Linked DNA regions of Homo sapiens: region 2 is linked to region 1. Evidence: read pairs that join two places in POLR2A ChIA-PET (ENCODE). Cell type or tissue: PC-3. All regions are shown on one strand.

Region 1 (8,000 bases):
TAAAGGATACAGGAGAGTGTACACAGGTTATATGAAAATACTACTCTATTTTATATAAGAGACTTGAGCATCTTTGGATGTTGGTGTTTGTTGGCGGTGGCGGGGGCGGGGGGGGGGGGTGGGTGGGAAACAGTCCTTGAATCAATTCTCCATGAATACAGAGAAATGACTGTTTATGTTTGTGTGTACTAGGTTGCAATGTAAATTGCATACACTTATTATAAGTGGTAGTCCAAAAAAGTTTGATAAATAGTTGTTTTTTTAAATGTCAGTTAATTTCCCAGCTGATTGCCACTTTACTTTGAACAGGGGTTAGGTTTTTAACTTTGATTTTGTTCTATAGCAGGGTTCCTCAACTTCAGTACTATTGACATTTAGAGCTAGATAATTCTCCATTGTAGGGGGCTGTTCTGTGCATTGCAAGGTATTCATATTTAGCAACATCTCTAGTCTCTACTGACTAAATGCCAGTAGCACTTTCCCCCCAGTTGTGACAGCCAAAAATGTCTCCAGGCATTGCCAAATATTCTTTGGGGACCAAAATCACCCCCAGTTGAAATCTACCACTCTATTGTGCCCCCAAATACTTTTGAGCATTTGGGGGCACAATAGAGTAGTAACAGACATGAAGCAAAGAGCCTGTGGGAGCCAAGTGCAGTAGAATGAGCCTGGGATACAGATCCCCAAACTTTCTTAACCTCTGTTGGGTTTACAGCCAGGTCCCTATGGGCCACTCTGTCACTGCACAGACTGCCTTCAGTCTAACCGCAGGATTTTCCCACATGTGGCTGGGACATGCAGCAGGACACAGCAGGTGTTCCCGGTCAGAAAGTGTTCCTGAGACACTAAGAAAGGCAAAGGCATCCCAGTACTTCTGGCTTATATAAGGAAATAGCTCAGGGAACTGATGTAGAAACTCCCCACTTGGGAGCATGGGAGCAACACTCACACTGCTCTCAAGAGGAACCAACAGAATATGGGTGAGAATGGAGCGGTGTAACCACGCATGTAAGTGGGGTCTCTGCAACAGAGAAGAGGACAGGAAGCGCAAGGATCACTGGCTAGAGAGTCCCAGATGACTGTAAGACCTTCAGAGAGTCACATAATCTGGTGGTGTCAGTTCCTTATCCGAAAATTGTGGAAGTCTGGCTAGGTTCTTCAATGACTCGCCAGTTTCAAAATTCTATGATTTCCATTTGGCACTCTACCTCTTTTTTCTTTTCATGTCTGTTCTCCTTAAAGCAATATAAAATTGCCTCCTTATTCCTTCTCCTTCCTCTCCAGTGAGCTCCACCACTGCAGCCACAGCAATCCTGCTTAAAATATAAGTCAGGCCATGTCATTTTGCTGCTCAAAATTTCAATATCTTGGCCTTTAACTTTGAATAAGATTCAAAGTCTTCATCAGGACCTATAAGATTTGACACGCTCTGACCCCTGGCAAACTTTCTGACCTCACTTCCTATCATTTTTCTCACTCACCACATTCCCACCACGTGGGCCTCTTTCTGTGAGCTTCCAGTGTCCTGTGGGCTGTCACCCCAGGACCTCTGCATTTGTCACTCCCTCCACGTGGAGGGATTCTGCTCAAATCTCTCTTTGAGAGAAGCCTTCCCTGATAGCCTATCCCAAGCAGCAGCTCCCACCATCCTCTACACCCTCTTAGCCCTTCACTTTTCCTCTTGACACTTATCATTACTGATGATATTATTTATGTAATATAATGTGATACAGACTTATTTCACAGACTCTCCCACAGATATACCTCATGAGGGCGGAGACACTATTGATCTTGTTTACTGCTAAAACCCCAGCATCCAGAAATTACCTGGGCATAAACAGACATCAAATACACATTTTGGAAACTGTGTGAATAAGTGCTTAAACAAGCAAAATAATCAATGTAGAGTCAGAAATTAGGTTCTTTACTTTCTTGAACATCACCCAAACAGTTTTCAGGGGTAATGTTAAAAAAAAAAAAAAAGGCCTGACAAATTTGTTTGTAGCCTTTCTCATCACCCACTCCTCTAATTTTCATTGTTGTAATTCTTTCTGAATTTGCCAGCTTTTTATTTCATTTTATTTTGGAAAGAAATGTATGTACCAGTTGTTTGCATCATTTTGACACAGCATTGTAAATAAAATGTTATAAACGCCAAAGAACGCTGAAGAAATATCTGTTTTTGTTTGTGGACGTTTGGTTGCACCAGAAAAAAATCTAAAATTAGTTGCCTTCTCCCATGTTGGTTGGGACTTTGAACCATAGAAGGTGCCCTCTATCTGACGCAATCTAATGGAGCTGCTCTCAAGGTCAACCACTTCAGGTGACTCCAGACTGAGTCGCAAGGGCTCGTCCGGCTCTGTAAGTGTGGGAACTACTGCCATCTGCTGGATGACTGTTGATACTTCCTCCTGAGCAGCTGTGGCTGGCATGCCCCTGCACTCCCTAAGGATCCTGTGATCAACATCAGTGATGGGAGATACATTCCACTGGGCCAAAATGGAGACACAATCACATTTTAAAATATGGTAGATGCTGGGATTAGAGTTCAAAAGCAGCACTAATCTATGTTCTAAGACAGGCCTCTTGGCTCCTCATATCAGTGGGAATAAGAAGCTGGTACCACCAAAAATTTCCAATTGGGGCTCAGATTTAGAGATAGATCCTTACAGCAGCTGACTTATTTTTCCTTTTGAAAAAACATTTTTATCTCAAAAGGTATATATGAATATTATGTGTTAATAAGAGATTAGTGCAACATAGGCTATTGGTTAAATTTGTGAAATAGCAGATAAGAGACTTGGGTTCAGAATACCATCCACTTGCTGATCAGCTGTGCATGTCAGTCTATCCAACTAGAAACTAATGGAGAAATAATGGTGCTGGCCCACTCTGCTTCAAAAAGATACCAGAAGGGAAGATGAACTTGGACAACCAAAAGACAAGTAAGGTTACCATCAAGAGGCCCAGCTTTGTTTACACCAGTGAAGCAATCCAAATGTCCATCAATGAGGAATTAGTTCAATAAATGTGGCACACCTTTATAATGGAATACATTGTTATTAAATTTTGTGATGTATACCTACATTCATTTGCATTTATATATGTATAAAGTATTTTGTTGTACAGAAAAAGTGTATGTACTATGATTTCATCATTGGATTAAAAAAAATTCTGGAAGATATTATCTGCCAAAATATTAATAGTGGCTATACCTAGATGCTGAGTTTAGAGATAATTTTCATTTTGACCTTTTAATATTTTTTATGTTGCCTGAATTTTTTTCACTAACAATAAGCATTATAGAGCACAATATTCTTTTCTATTTGGCGATAACACAAATACTATTTCTGTTTTGCAATTACTGCAATGGTTTCTCTAACGTCATCTCCTTCGACTTTTCTGCCCCAGAACTCCCTTCTCCAGCTACACTGACCTTCTTGTTCTTCTCTGAACACGCTTGAGGAATCGAATCTTTAGACAAAAGGAATCTCACTAATTTTAGGAATCAAGTGGCAGATCCTGGACCAAAACCCAGTTTGGCGATTACCTTTTCAGACTTGATTCCTAAATTCCTCTGTCCTTCTCCACCCTGCCCTGTGCCCTGGGAAGCTGACCTGCCTGGCTTCCACTTGTGTGCTGCCCATTAGGAAGCACCAACAAGAAAGAAGAGAGAGGAAAAAGAGTCAGAGTGTTCCCCTAAATTTTACCCTATGAGGTTATCATGGGACACATGTCTGAAGGTCATAGCTCTTGCTGGATGGCCCTCCCTTTCCATCTGGATACTGGTCCCAATTAGCACATGACTAAGCTGTTGCAAACAGTCCCCTCATTAAACTTGTTTCAAATCATCCAAGTACTTATGCCTCTATTTCGTGCCAGGAGCCTGATGACTACTGAGATCCCTAGAAAAGTCATCTTTTCTCCTGCAGTTGCTTCTCATTTATATTTGTACATAAGTGTTTCGTATTCGGTTGCATTATCAGATGAGATCCATCAAACTCAGCCAGCATGCACCGCGTCCCTCCTATGTGTCTGTGTTAAGCTGATTTCACAGACCTCCTCTCTTTGTGCTGAACAACAACTGTGGCCCTACTCCCATCAAAGAACTGAAACGATTCAAGAATTTAGATGCTAAGAAATGATCCCAATGAAGAACTATATAAAAGCAAGAAATGCTCCAAAGGAAAGAACAGAAAAGATTAGCCATGACATTATGATGAATGTGAAGGAAAGAGAACAAAATGGATAATTAAGTAAATAAAAGGAAACAAAGTGAAAATGGGTAAGATAATTGTGTGTGGATATGTATGTGGATATCACCTCAATATATTAATGTTTAAAAATCCATTGAGTGGAATAAACAGTATATAGTTGCACATTCTGAGGCCATGAAATATCAGCCGACCGACTGAGCAGATGCTCCAGTTGAAATCAGAGCATCGTGAGTTCCTTTCCTTTGAAAATTTATATTTCCTTATCATTTGCTTTAGTCTCTCTTCTCTACCTAGCCAGAGGGGGTAAAATATTGGTGTCCTGATTATTAGTAAATGTATGATAATGTAAGATGCACAAAGGCCTCAGAAGAGCAATTAATAGGTATTTAAACAGCAAAGTGAATCATTCCCTGTAGAGCCAATAAAGTTGTGCAAATGAATGTTGCTCAGATTTACATGCATGGAGTCATCAGCAAATCAATAGAGCGATTGCCATGGAGGACACCCTGAATGTAAAATTACATCTGAAGTTATATTCACGCTCAAATGCAAACTGAAAATGCAGGTTTGTCTAGGCTATGAGTAAAACAAATTATTTATCGCTCCTACTGTTCCCTTTTTCATCTCACGTTCTAAAGATTTACAAATCCATGAAGCTCACTGACTCATTGGCCTTTCCCATGCTCCTGGAATAATGCCTAGCAAAGGAACCTCTTCCTCAGTTTGCTTTTTGTCTTTCTCCAATGTCACCAGCACAAACCTGTTCCAAAGCAGTTGGATTGCAGGCTCTCCAGGTCTCTTCTTTAAGAACATGTATGTGAAAATTAAATCACAGACAGCTCTATCAAGGGAACAAGTTCATTAGTATGTGCTAATTGATTCCTTAAAAGCTTGACAAAATTGCTATCTAAAAGGGGATTTACCAAATTTCCTGACAAATTTCTTGAAAATTTAAGGAAAAATGCCCAAACAGTATAGTACAGAGGTCAGCAAACTGTGGCCCGTGGGCCAAATCCAGCCTGCTGTAACAATGGTTTTTACATTTTTAGGGGCTGGGGAAAAAGTTTAAGAATAATAATTTCTTGTGACACATAAAACTTAAATTCAAATCTCAGTGTGCATAAATAGTTTTATTGGAATACAGCCATGTATAATTATTTACTGTATGACTGCTTTCCTGCTATGACAACAAAGTTGGCCTAAAAATCCTAAAATATTTACTATCTTGCCCTTTATAGAAAAATTTGCTGACCATTGTCTCAGTAAATGGTTATTTTTGGGAAGACTAAAAGCAAACAAAGCTAGCAGCATGATACTGTAACTCTAGAGCTTTTCTTCTTTTTTTTTTTTTTCCTTTTGCCTGAGTCTAGAATGTGCTTAAGTGGTAAGAGACATGAAATTTTATTGTTATCAGAGCTTGTGACTTGCAGTTTTAATTCTCTGACATCTGATCACTGCAGTCTTTTAAATCTAAGCAGCCAACTGAAGGAGTTCAGGAAATGTCCCCCCAACACAAGCCGCTTTGCTGTGGCTGATTGCTTCACACTGAGGGCACCCGGGGAGCAGCACATTCAGGGAGGGGCTTTCTCTGAACTTCTCTTATCTGCCTGAAGACTGATCCTCCAAAAGGAATGCAACTGCCAACGGATCCCCTCCCCGGAATCTCATTACCAGGGAAGATTAACTCCTATCTCAGGAGGGGAGACTGGGGGTTAACGCCACACCGAGACAGACTGTCATGGGCTATCTGTCACCTATTCTTTGGAGGTTCCATGCATCATTTACTCTCTCCTGTGTTCTCTGCGTCCTTCCTCCCCTGTCTATAAGCTTCTAGATCCCACTGGGTTTGGGGGTATTCACTTTTTTTCCTTGGATGCCCCCTGTGCATATACAAAATGTGTGTACCTTTTCTCCTCTTAATCTGCCTGCTGTCCGTTTATTTCATACACTCAGTTATTAACCCCTCTGTGGGTAAAGGGAAAGTCTTCCCTCCCCGACACAACCAAGTCCCATCCTAATGATTCCGGTGGACCTCACTCAGAGGGCTTCCTCCATTCTTCCACTTCCCAGAGAGGAAACTTTTTGTTCTTGTACTTCTGTTTCTGAATTCTGGCATTCTGATGTCTTCCCATTCCCAGAACAGAGCTCAGAGCCTGGAGTCTAATGAAAAAGCTACAGAACCCCCAGTGGCTGCCCCTGTCAGCTACACCATCCTTTAGTAACTAGGCATGGAGGGAACATCTATTAACATCTCCTTCATCTTGAAGAGTGGTCAGATACCTTAACCTCTGTTCCACTTGTGTTTTCTTAAAATAACCCTGAGAAGTAGAAAATATCACCTGTCTCAGGATTACTGTACCCATCTTAGAGATGAGGAAGCTGAGACCCAGAGATACTAAGTGTCTTTTCTGAGGAGGTCCCACAGCAAGGTAGTAAGAGGACAGTTTTCCTGGACCTCAGACCCAGACTTGCCGGCCAGATTCTGCTCTGTTCAAAGGTACAGATGCTTGGGGGCAGTGAATAGTGTAAAGGTTGGCAAGAACTTTCATAGGCATGGATTGAAAGAGGCTGCAGCTGTAAGGAAGCTGCTAGAGAGTGCTAATAAGTCACAGGGACTTTGGAGCACTTCCTGATTGCTTTGTAGCCATCCCCAGAACATGCCACTACCTTCTGTCTCCATTGCTTCCTCTCTGCTCACTGCTGCAGCCTATTCAGGGGCATTGCCGCCAAAGAAGAGTCCTCACTTGCGAACAGGGATAAGGGAAATCTATTCTGTGGCTCTATGACAACATGTACCCCGGGATCCTCGCATGCTGTAACTGGTCTCCAGGCAGATGGGCAATGAAAAACACAGCGGCCCAAATCTCAGAGCAAAACTGGGCAAAAGCCAGACTCACACACAGACACTTATGGGACAACAGGTTTACACAACCAACGACAGCTGTACTAAGCAAGCAGGAAGGTGTAGAGAAGAAAAGAGGGGTGAGATGAGAGGGTGCTGGGGAACAGCATGGAATCAGATTTATTGTAGAAATCTGATTTGAGCCAGAGGGAGTTTGTCTCAGCTCAGTGGAAGAGTATGTTTCTGAAACTGTGGAAGAAAACAGTTTATGGAGAGAACAGTATGGCAAAAATCAAACCAAAACAAAACATCTCTCATACTTCTCTATGTAATCCCTGAGGATCTGAGACCATAATTAGCCTTATTAGGAAAAGGAGGAAAAGGTAGTCTAGAAATGTTAATGCTTATTATAATGATCAAGTAAGAACCCAGGGGTAAAATGAGGGCTTGGTTTGAAAGAGAGTTAGAAAATGTCTCTCCTTTCACCAACCCGCTATCAGCAAACTGTACTCTTTTTAGCATTAGAATCTCATCCTTACAGCCTTGAATTTAAATTCACTGGGTTTGCTCTCTTCCTTCCTTCTTTCCTTCCTCCCTCTTTTACTCTATTTGTTTACCTTTTCCTTATTTATACCACATTGCAATTCTGGGAGTTCACTTTTGCCTGCGAACCTTGCCAATGGGAAATTCACTTTTGGCCTATGTGGGTTTCTAGAACAACTGTTTCCTTTCATCTTGTCTTTGAAGTTCCCATACAGTAGCAGTAGGGAGTTATCCAATCACCAAAGTAGTCACAGACTCTTAGCTTGTTAAGTCACATTCACTCATTTACATACTCAATAAATACTTATTGAGCGCAGACCTTGCATAGGGTGTTGAGAACACAACATTTGATGGCTGGGAGTGGTGGCTCACGCCTGTAATCCCAGCACTTTGGGAGG
Region 2 (8,000 bases), 910 kb before region 1:
TACAACTTCAATCTCTTTACTTATTATTAGGCTATTCAGGTATTCTATTTATTCTTGGTTCAAACTCGAGAGGTTGTATGTGTCTAGAAATTTATCCATTTTCTCTAAGTTTTTACATTTATTGGTTTATAGTTGTTCATAGCAGTATCTAATGACCCTTTGTGTTTCTGTGGTATCTGTTGTGATATCTCTATTTTTGTATCTGATTTTATTTATTTGGGGCTTCTTTTTTCTTTTTCTTAGTCTAGCTATTGTTTGTTTATTTTGTCTTTCTTTTAAAATAAAAACCTTTAATCAACTTTTTGTTTCATTAATCCTTTGTATATGTTTTCAGTCTCAATTTCGTTTATTTCTGCTCCGATCATTATTATCTCTTTCCTTCTACTATTTTGGGGTTTGGGTTGTTCTTGCTTTTCTAGCTCCTTGAAATGTATCATTAAGATGTTTATTTGAAAATTTTCTAGATTTTTGAAGTAGACATTGGTTTCTATAAACTTCCCTCTTACTACTGCCTTTTCTGTGTATCGTCAGTTTTGGTATGTTCTGTTTCTATTTTCATTTATTTCAAGAAATTTAAAACATTTCCTTCTTAATCTCTTAATTGATTTAATGGTCATTCAGGAGCATATTGTTTAATTTCCATGTATTTGTACAGTTTCCAAAGTTTCCCTGATTATTGACTTCTGGTTTTATTCCATGTGGTCTTAGAAGGTATTTAATATAATTTCAATTTGTAAAATTTTTTCGAGACTTGTTATGTTTTCTAACATATGATTAATCTTGGAAAATGTTCCACGCACTGATTAAAAGAATGTGCCCTCTGCAGCTCTTGGGCAAAAAGTTCTGTAAATGTCTGTTAGGTTCATTTGGTCTATGGTGCAGCTTAAATCCTGTGTTCTTGGATTTTTGATTTTTCTGTTTAGATAATCTCTCCAACGCTGACAGTGAAATGTTGAAGTACCCAAATATTATTTTGTTGTTTCACTTTAGATCTAATATTTGCTTTATGTATCTGGGTGCTCCAGTGTTGGTTGCATATATATTTAAAATTGTTATATTTTCTTGCTGAATTGATCCCTTTATTATTATATAATGTTATTATTTTTCTCCTTTTTACAGTTTTTGACTTGAAGTCTGCTTTGTCTGATATAAGCATAGCTACTCTTGCTTGCTTTTGGTTTACCTTTGCATGAAATATCTTTTTCCATCCTTCACATCCCATCTATGTATGTCTTTACAGGTGAAGTGAGTTTCTTATAGGGAACATATAGTTGGCTATTATTTCTTTTTGTCCATTTAGGCTATCTATATCTCTTAAATGGGGAATTTAATGTATTTACCTTCAAGGTTATTATTGATAGGTGAGGACTTATTCCTGTCTTTTTATTGATTGTTTTCTGGTTATTCTGAATATCTTTTGTTTCTTTTTTCCTTCCTAGTTGTTTATCTTTGCAGTTGAATGGCTTTCTGTAGTAATCTGGGCATGTAAGACCCCCTGGCCTTCCAACCACCAGAGATGCCTTTCTGCTTCCCCCTGAACTCCAGCACTCTCCCTTTAACATTTCAGTTAAATCTTGTTTATTCATTACATTGTTCCTTTCTTGTCCTGACTATTCTTTTTTATTCAGTATGTTATATGATTCCATTTTATTTCCAGTATTGATATATTACTCATGTCTCTTTTAAAAAATATTTTTTACTCTATAACATATGATTCACAATATACATCCTTAATTTATCATAGTCTGCCTTCAAATGATATTATGCTGCCTTATGTATAGTGTAAAACAAATACACTATATTTCCAAATCCTCCCTCCCATTTTTAATGCTATTTTTATCATATTGTATCATGAGTTTATAGTGTATGTATATTTTACATACATATTTTTAAATTTTTACATACACTATAAACTCATACTACAATGCGACAACATTTGCTGTAGATAATATATGTTAGAGCAATTAAAACTAGAAAGGTATATTTTTGCCTTCATTTTAGTTATGCTCAGAGCTCATGATTACTTTATGTAGGTCCAAATTTTAGTTCTTTGTGGTAATTCTTCTGCCTGAAAAATTTCCTTTGGCATTTCTTTTAGTGTGCATTAGCTAGTATCAAACTCTCTTGGCTTTTTCTTCTCTGAAAAAAAAAGTATTTTTTTCAATGACATTTCATTAGGTATAAAATTCTATGTTTACAGTTTGTGTGGATTTTTTTTTGTTTTGTTTTGTTTTTGTCTTTCAGTACTTAAAGATATTACCCCTTTGTCTTCTGGCTTGCATAGTTTTTAAATAAGCAGTATGCTGTAACTCTTATCTTTGACCTTCTGCTTGTAGCATTTCCCTTTGTTGTCATCGCCTTGAAGATTTCATTTTAATCTTTGGTTTTCCACAGTTTGAATGAGATGTATATTTATTCTGCTTGAAGTTCCCTAAATTTCTGGAGTCTATGGTTTGATTATTTAATTACTTTTGAAAAATTCTTGGTCATTATATCTTCAAATATTTCTTCTGCCACAATCACATTCTCTTTCTCTCCCCCTCTCAACCCCTTCTTATAACCTCTTCACTTTTTTCAAGGATTCCAGTAACACATGTGCTAGTCTCTTTCATATTGCCCCACACTCTTGGATGCTTAGTTCTGGGTTCCCTCCCTTCAATTCTTTTATCTCTTTGCACTTTAATTTGGCTAATTTCTACCACCCTTTTATCAAGTTTACTGATTCTTTCTTTTGCTGTGTCAAATCTACTGACAAACTCATCAAAGATATTTTTCATCTCTTTTATCATGCTTTTTATTTTTTACATTTCCATTTGACTCTTTATAATATTATTGATTGTATCTAGTAAAGTCAAATTTAGTCTACTTTCAAAATACTAAGGCTTTTTACTAAACTGTTTTTAAGATTTTCTCCATTGTCTTTGGGTTTTGTTTTTTTAGCAATTTTTCTCTGATAATACCTAGCTGCAAAATTATTTTTCACCGTAGTTTTTATTCATAAGATATCTTGTTGTTTTTCACCAGGTCTGGAATATTCTCAGTCATTAGTTTTTCAAATATTGCTTCTTATTTATTCTGTCCTTTGTTCTCCTTCTGGGGCTCAAAATATATGGATCTTTTCCCTTCCCACACTATCACTTATGTTTCCTTCCCTCTTTCTGTATATCCTATCCTTTTGTCTCTTCATGCTTTATTGTCAATATTTTCTTCTTACCTATATTGCAATTCATTAAATTGCTTCAGTTTTATCACATTTGCTATTTAACTAATTCACTAATTTGTATTCTAATATTTGTTTCTTTTTTTCAAATCTATTTTTAATAACTTCCAGTTCTTTGCTAAAATTTTCAGACTTGTCTCTTATCTCCCTGTTTATGCAAACAGTTGGTTTAAAGTCTGATAATTGTTTGAAGTCTGATAGCACAAACATTGGCAGCCACCATAGCTGTTTCTATTTTCCATAATTTCCACTGGTCTCATTCATGTTGTGTTATTTCCTTGTGTGCCTAGTTATTTTTACTGTGGGCTAAATACTGTACGTAAAATTATTATAGGAGTAGCCTGATGCCTGGGGTAATTTTGTATATTTCAAACATATATATTTATATTTGAAAAGCTTCCAGCATCCCCACTAATGATCCAAGATTATTTTAATCCAAACTGGGCTGCAGTTTCTGCCAGAGCTATCCTACTTCCACTTCCCTCTTAGTCCCCAAATCAAAGGATAGCATGTCTACCTTGGTTGATCTGAATTCCAGTGTTTTTTCCTCAGCTCAGTAATGTGTTGCTCTACCTCCTAGTCTCTCTACTAACTCTTGCTGAATTAGGAAATGTGTCAAGAGGACTAGTAGCCCTAGAATACTGGGCCCACCTCTTGGATTTCCACCTCCTCCCAGATCTTAGATCAGTGATTTTTTATTTTCTTATTAGTTGTCCAGGGCATTTTAGCAGTTTTAAAAAAAAATGTTTGGTTTTATTTTGTTTAGCTTTCCTCATTGTCCTTAGGGAAAAGATGAGTCCACATTATTTAATCCATCATTATTCTTCTGCAGGAATTTGTGGGGTTTTTTTGGTTTGTTTTTTGTTTTTGTTTGTTTGTTTGTTTGTTTGTTTTAGCTCTGGGCTCTATAGATTCTCATTTCTTTTAAGTTTTGTGGTCTCTTGTTTTAAAGTGCTCTGCCACCAAAGTGCCTCTATTTCTAACAGTTTATTCACTCAAACAGCTCTTGCTAGTTACACAATTGAATTTGCTTAAATTAAGTGAACATATAAATTTCCCTGTATATGTTATGATATCTCCATTATAAGAACTTTTTAATTTTTTTCTATGATCATCAAGCTGCACAATAGATCTTCTGAACTTACCCCTTCTATCTAACTACAATTTTGTATCTTTGGAACAACATCTTCCCAACTTCCTCCTCCATTTAAAAACTTTCAAAATTCTTTACTGTATGCCTGAAATAGTCTTCTCTCTGCCTTGACACCTTCAAATCTCAGCTCAGTATTTATTGTCAAAGCTTTCCAAACTTCCTTGATTTCAGTGTAGCAACTGTGTATCTTACTGCAGGAATTTGAGTGTGCCAAATAAATACTTTTACTTCATTTTCTTTACATCTAATTAAATGTGATTTTGAGATCATGTCCCTCCATGTTGCTAGAAAATTCACCTTTCATTTACTTGTTGGATGGGGCTCAGGAAATTTTTTCCCTGCTGTCTAAATTGGTATAAGAATCCTAACACTTCCATCTGGGAAATGGAGATATAATTTACATATGCCTTTAGTTCATCGTAGTTACCTCAATAACCTTATTGTTCAGGCTCACATGTTCACTAGAAGTCAAATATTTCCAAGCCCTCCATGCCAGGCTTGCAAATGGAAATCACTGACAAGACTGGATTCCTGATACTTCATATGCAGCTTCCTCAAGGCACCCCATAGGTCCTTCTATCTCCCAAAATAGCTGCTAAATATCTAGCTATGGTTTCCTGTTACTTGAGGTATATACTAACTTCTATCCCCTTTCTATTCTGGAGGAATCTCTTTCCTTGGTGGCATTCTTCTATATTCCTTCCCTCTACAAAAATTTCTCAATGAATTTAGACTTTTAGAGGAAAAAAAAAACAAGAAAGAAATTAGAAAAAGGTTGCCTTCAGGGGCATTCTGGACTTGGCCTTGCACACAAACCTCCTCTTAGGCAAGAGATAGCAAGCATCTGGTTACCTTCTGGAAGAGAAGGAAGAAGGCAGCAAAAACAATTCACAAAATATGTCAATAAATTATCAAGCCAGAAGTTTAAGTCCCTCAGTTGTTCATTTTTAAAGCACATATACCTGTTTTTTTTTTGTAGCACCTATCACACTTTCTATTTGAAATTTATGCATCATTATTTTATTAATATCAGCCTCCTTAACTCCGTAATATGACCTCCCTGATAGCAGTCATCTTGACTAGTTTTGATTGTTTAAAAGCTAACATCACATCTGGCAATACTATACATTCAATAAGTCTTTGTTGAATTAATGAATCAGTGAATGAATAATTAAGTAAAGTGTATTCTACAAGTTCTCTCAGTTAAAAAGGACCTAAAATTAAATGTTTTGCTTCCTTTCAGCTGTCTCCTATATATAATCTGGTTCCAGTGAAAATGAAAAATGCACACCTAAAGAAACAAAACTTGGAAAGAGCCATTGAAGACTATATCAATGAATTTAGTGTAAGAAAATGCCACACATGCCAAAATGGAGGTACAGTGATTCTAATGGATGGAAAGTGTTTGTGTGCCTGCCCATTCAAATTTGAGGGAATTGCCTGTGAAATCAGTAAACAAAAAATTTCTGAAGGTGAGGACAATTTATTTGATGTGATTAAAGACAAAAATATGCACTTTGGGGTTATCTAATTTGAAAACTAGCTCTTGAATTAATTTGTACTAAATCTCTAGATTATTTATATAAACAGAAGATAAAGATTGAGTGAATAGTGAAAATGGGTAAATCAGCCTTTATGTGTCATTCTGACATATTCTACTTGTATATATTAAGATAGAATTATAAATAAATAAATTATAATTATTGTATTACTCTTTATAAAAATATTCTTATAGAAGGTTTACAGAAATACAACAAACATCAGGTATTCACTATATAGAATTGATGAATGTTAATACATATATATCATATACACTTTGCATATATATGTGTTTATGTGTATAGACGTAGACATATATACTTTAAAACCCTTTTTTAAGAAGCAACAATAATACATCCAATTAATTACTTTGTACCACATCCCCGCCCCCCAAAAAAATTCTATTGCCTTTTCTCTCTTCTACTACTCAGATACAGTCACTTTCATTAAGTTGGTATGTATCTTTCCAGTTCATATTTTTGTGCTTGTACTAAATATGTATGTACCAATGAAAAATATGTGATATTGTTTTGTATGTTTTTAAATTTTATATAAATGATATTCACTAGATTTTTATTTTGCATTTTTAACTGTATTTGTGTTTTTGAAAGCTGAGATTCTGTATTGTATTTTTAAGTTAATCATAAGGAAACATTATTTTACATTAAAAATATTTTTATTATGAATTTAAAGGGTACATGTGAAGGTTTGTTACAAGGATATATTGCATAATGATAAGCTTTGGGCCTCTGGTGTACGCATCACCCAAATAGTGAACATTGTACCCAACAGGTAATTTTTCAACCCTCATCCCCCTCCCATCCTCGCCATTTTTGGAGTCCCCACTGTCTATTATTTCCTTCTTTATGTCCATACATACCCATTGTTCAGCTCCCACTTATAAGCGAGAACATGTGGTATTTGATTTTCTATTTCTGGGTTATTTCACTTAGGATAATGACCTCCAGCTCCAACCATGTTGCTCCAAAAGACATGATTTCATTCTCTTTCATGGTTGAATAATATTCTATGGTACATATGTACCACATTTTCTTTATCCAATCATCCATTGATGGACATGAAAGTTGATTCCATGACTTTGCTATTGTAAATATGTATTGTAAATATGTGCTATTGCACATCAAAATATGTGCTGCAGTAAACATATGTGTGCAGGCATCTTTTTCATATAAAGATTATTTTCCTCTCGGTAGATACCCAGTAGTGGGACTGTTGAGTGGTAGTCCTATTTTTAATTTTTTGAGAAATCATCTCTATTCTCTTACCATATACAAAAATTAACTTGAGATAGATTAAAGACTTACATGTAAGATCTGAAACTATAAAAATCCTAGAGGAAAATCTAGGAAAAACTCTCCTGGACATTGGCCTAGACAAATAATTTATAACTAAAACCTCAAAAGCAAATGCAATAAAAACAAAAATAGACAAATAGGACTCAATTAAACTATTTTACTTCCTACAAGTAAACATGACTTTAGTCATGTTTCTAATCCTAAGAGTTTATGCTTAGTATTTCATTCTGGTAGAATTATTCAGACTCCTAATAGATTAGTGAGATCTTAGTCCAAGTGTTAATATCACAAGATTAGCTATTAAGATTAACTTTCTATGGCAATCATTGTTTGAACAAATACAGTTTCCTGAAACAAAATTCTAAAACAATTATGTAGCCAAAGTTCACAGCCTCGTTTATCATTCAACCATATTTTCATCTCTTACAATATAAATTTTTAATATTTTATGAATTTTTTACACTTCTCAGCAAATGGCTTAGAAACTCAATCATGTGGTGACAAAATATGTAAGTTAGAATTTAATTTAAATTTTAGAATGATTGATTTATAAATGTATGCTAACTCTGTCTCTCATCGGTCTAAAGTCTCAATCTAGTGCTTTGCGTTCCAAAAAAAACTCTCACTCTCCAAAAATGTATACTACTTGGTACTTGGAACGTCTATTTTCTACCTATTTCTCTCTATGTAGAATATTCTGCTGATTTCTCTGTGATTTCTTTAGTTCTAGCTTTTAATTTTCCAATTATTTTATTCAACTTTGTATAGTCGA

The links. ChIA-PET counts read pairs that join two places held together with the same protein. Peaks named below come from ENCODE experiments on the same cell type or tissue, not always from the same donor. Only the 100,000 strongest peaks of a DNase experiment are listed, where the experiment ranks them.
Region 2: POLR2A ChIA-PET joins it to region 1 with 12 read pairs; 2 of 35 experiments call an interaction of 5 or more read pairs at or near these places.

Annotation. Positions count from the first base shown.
Region 1 is chr5:38,377,398-38,385,397 of GRCh38, reverse strand. All of the region lies in intron 6 of EGFLAM (EGF like, fibronectin type III and laminin G domains), which reads right to left. Among named protein-coding and RNA genes, the nearest start is that of EGFLAM-AS2, 22 kb to the left of the region's middle. RefSeq lists an enhancer at 2,217-2,511. In PC-3, CTCF peaks have their summits at 2,204 and 2,403 (motif pointing left); DNase peaks (open chromatin) are centred at 2,367 and 4,807; H3K27ac peaks cover 1,720 bases.
Region 2 is chr5:39,286,568-39,294,567 of GRCh38, reverse strand. It overlaps C9 (complement C9), which reads left to right. Exons shown (of 11, transcript NM_001737.5): 10 at 5,617-5,845. Among named protein-coding and RNA genes, the nearest start is that of FYB1, 71 kb to the right of the region's middle. In PC-3, no CTCF peak of the experiment used is centred here; no DNase peak of the experiment used is centred here.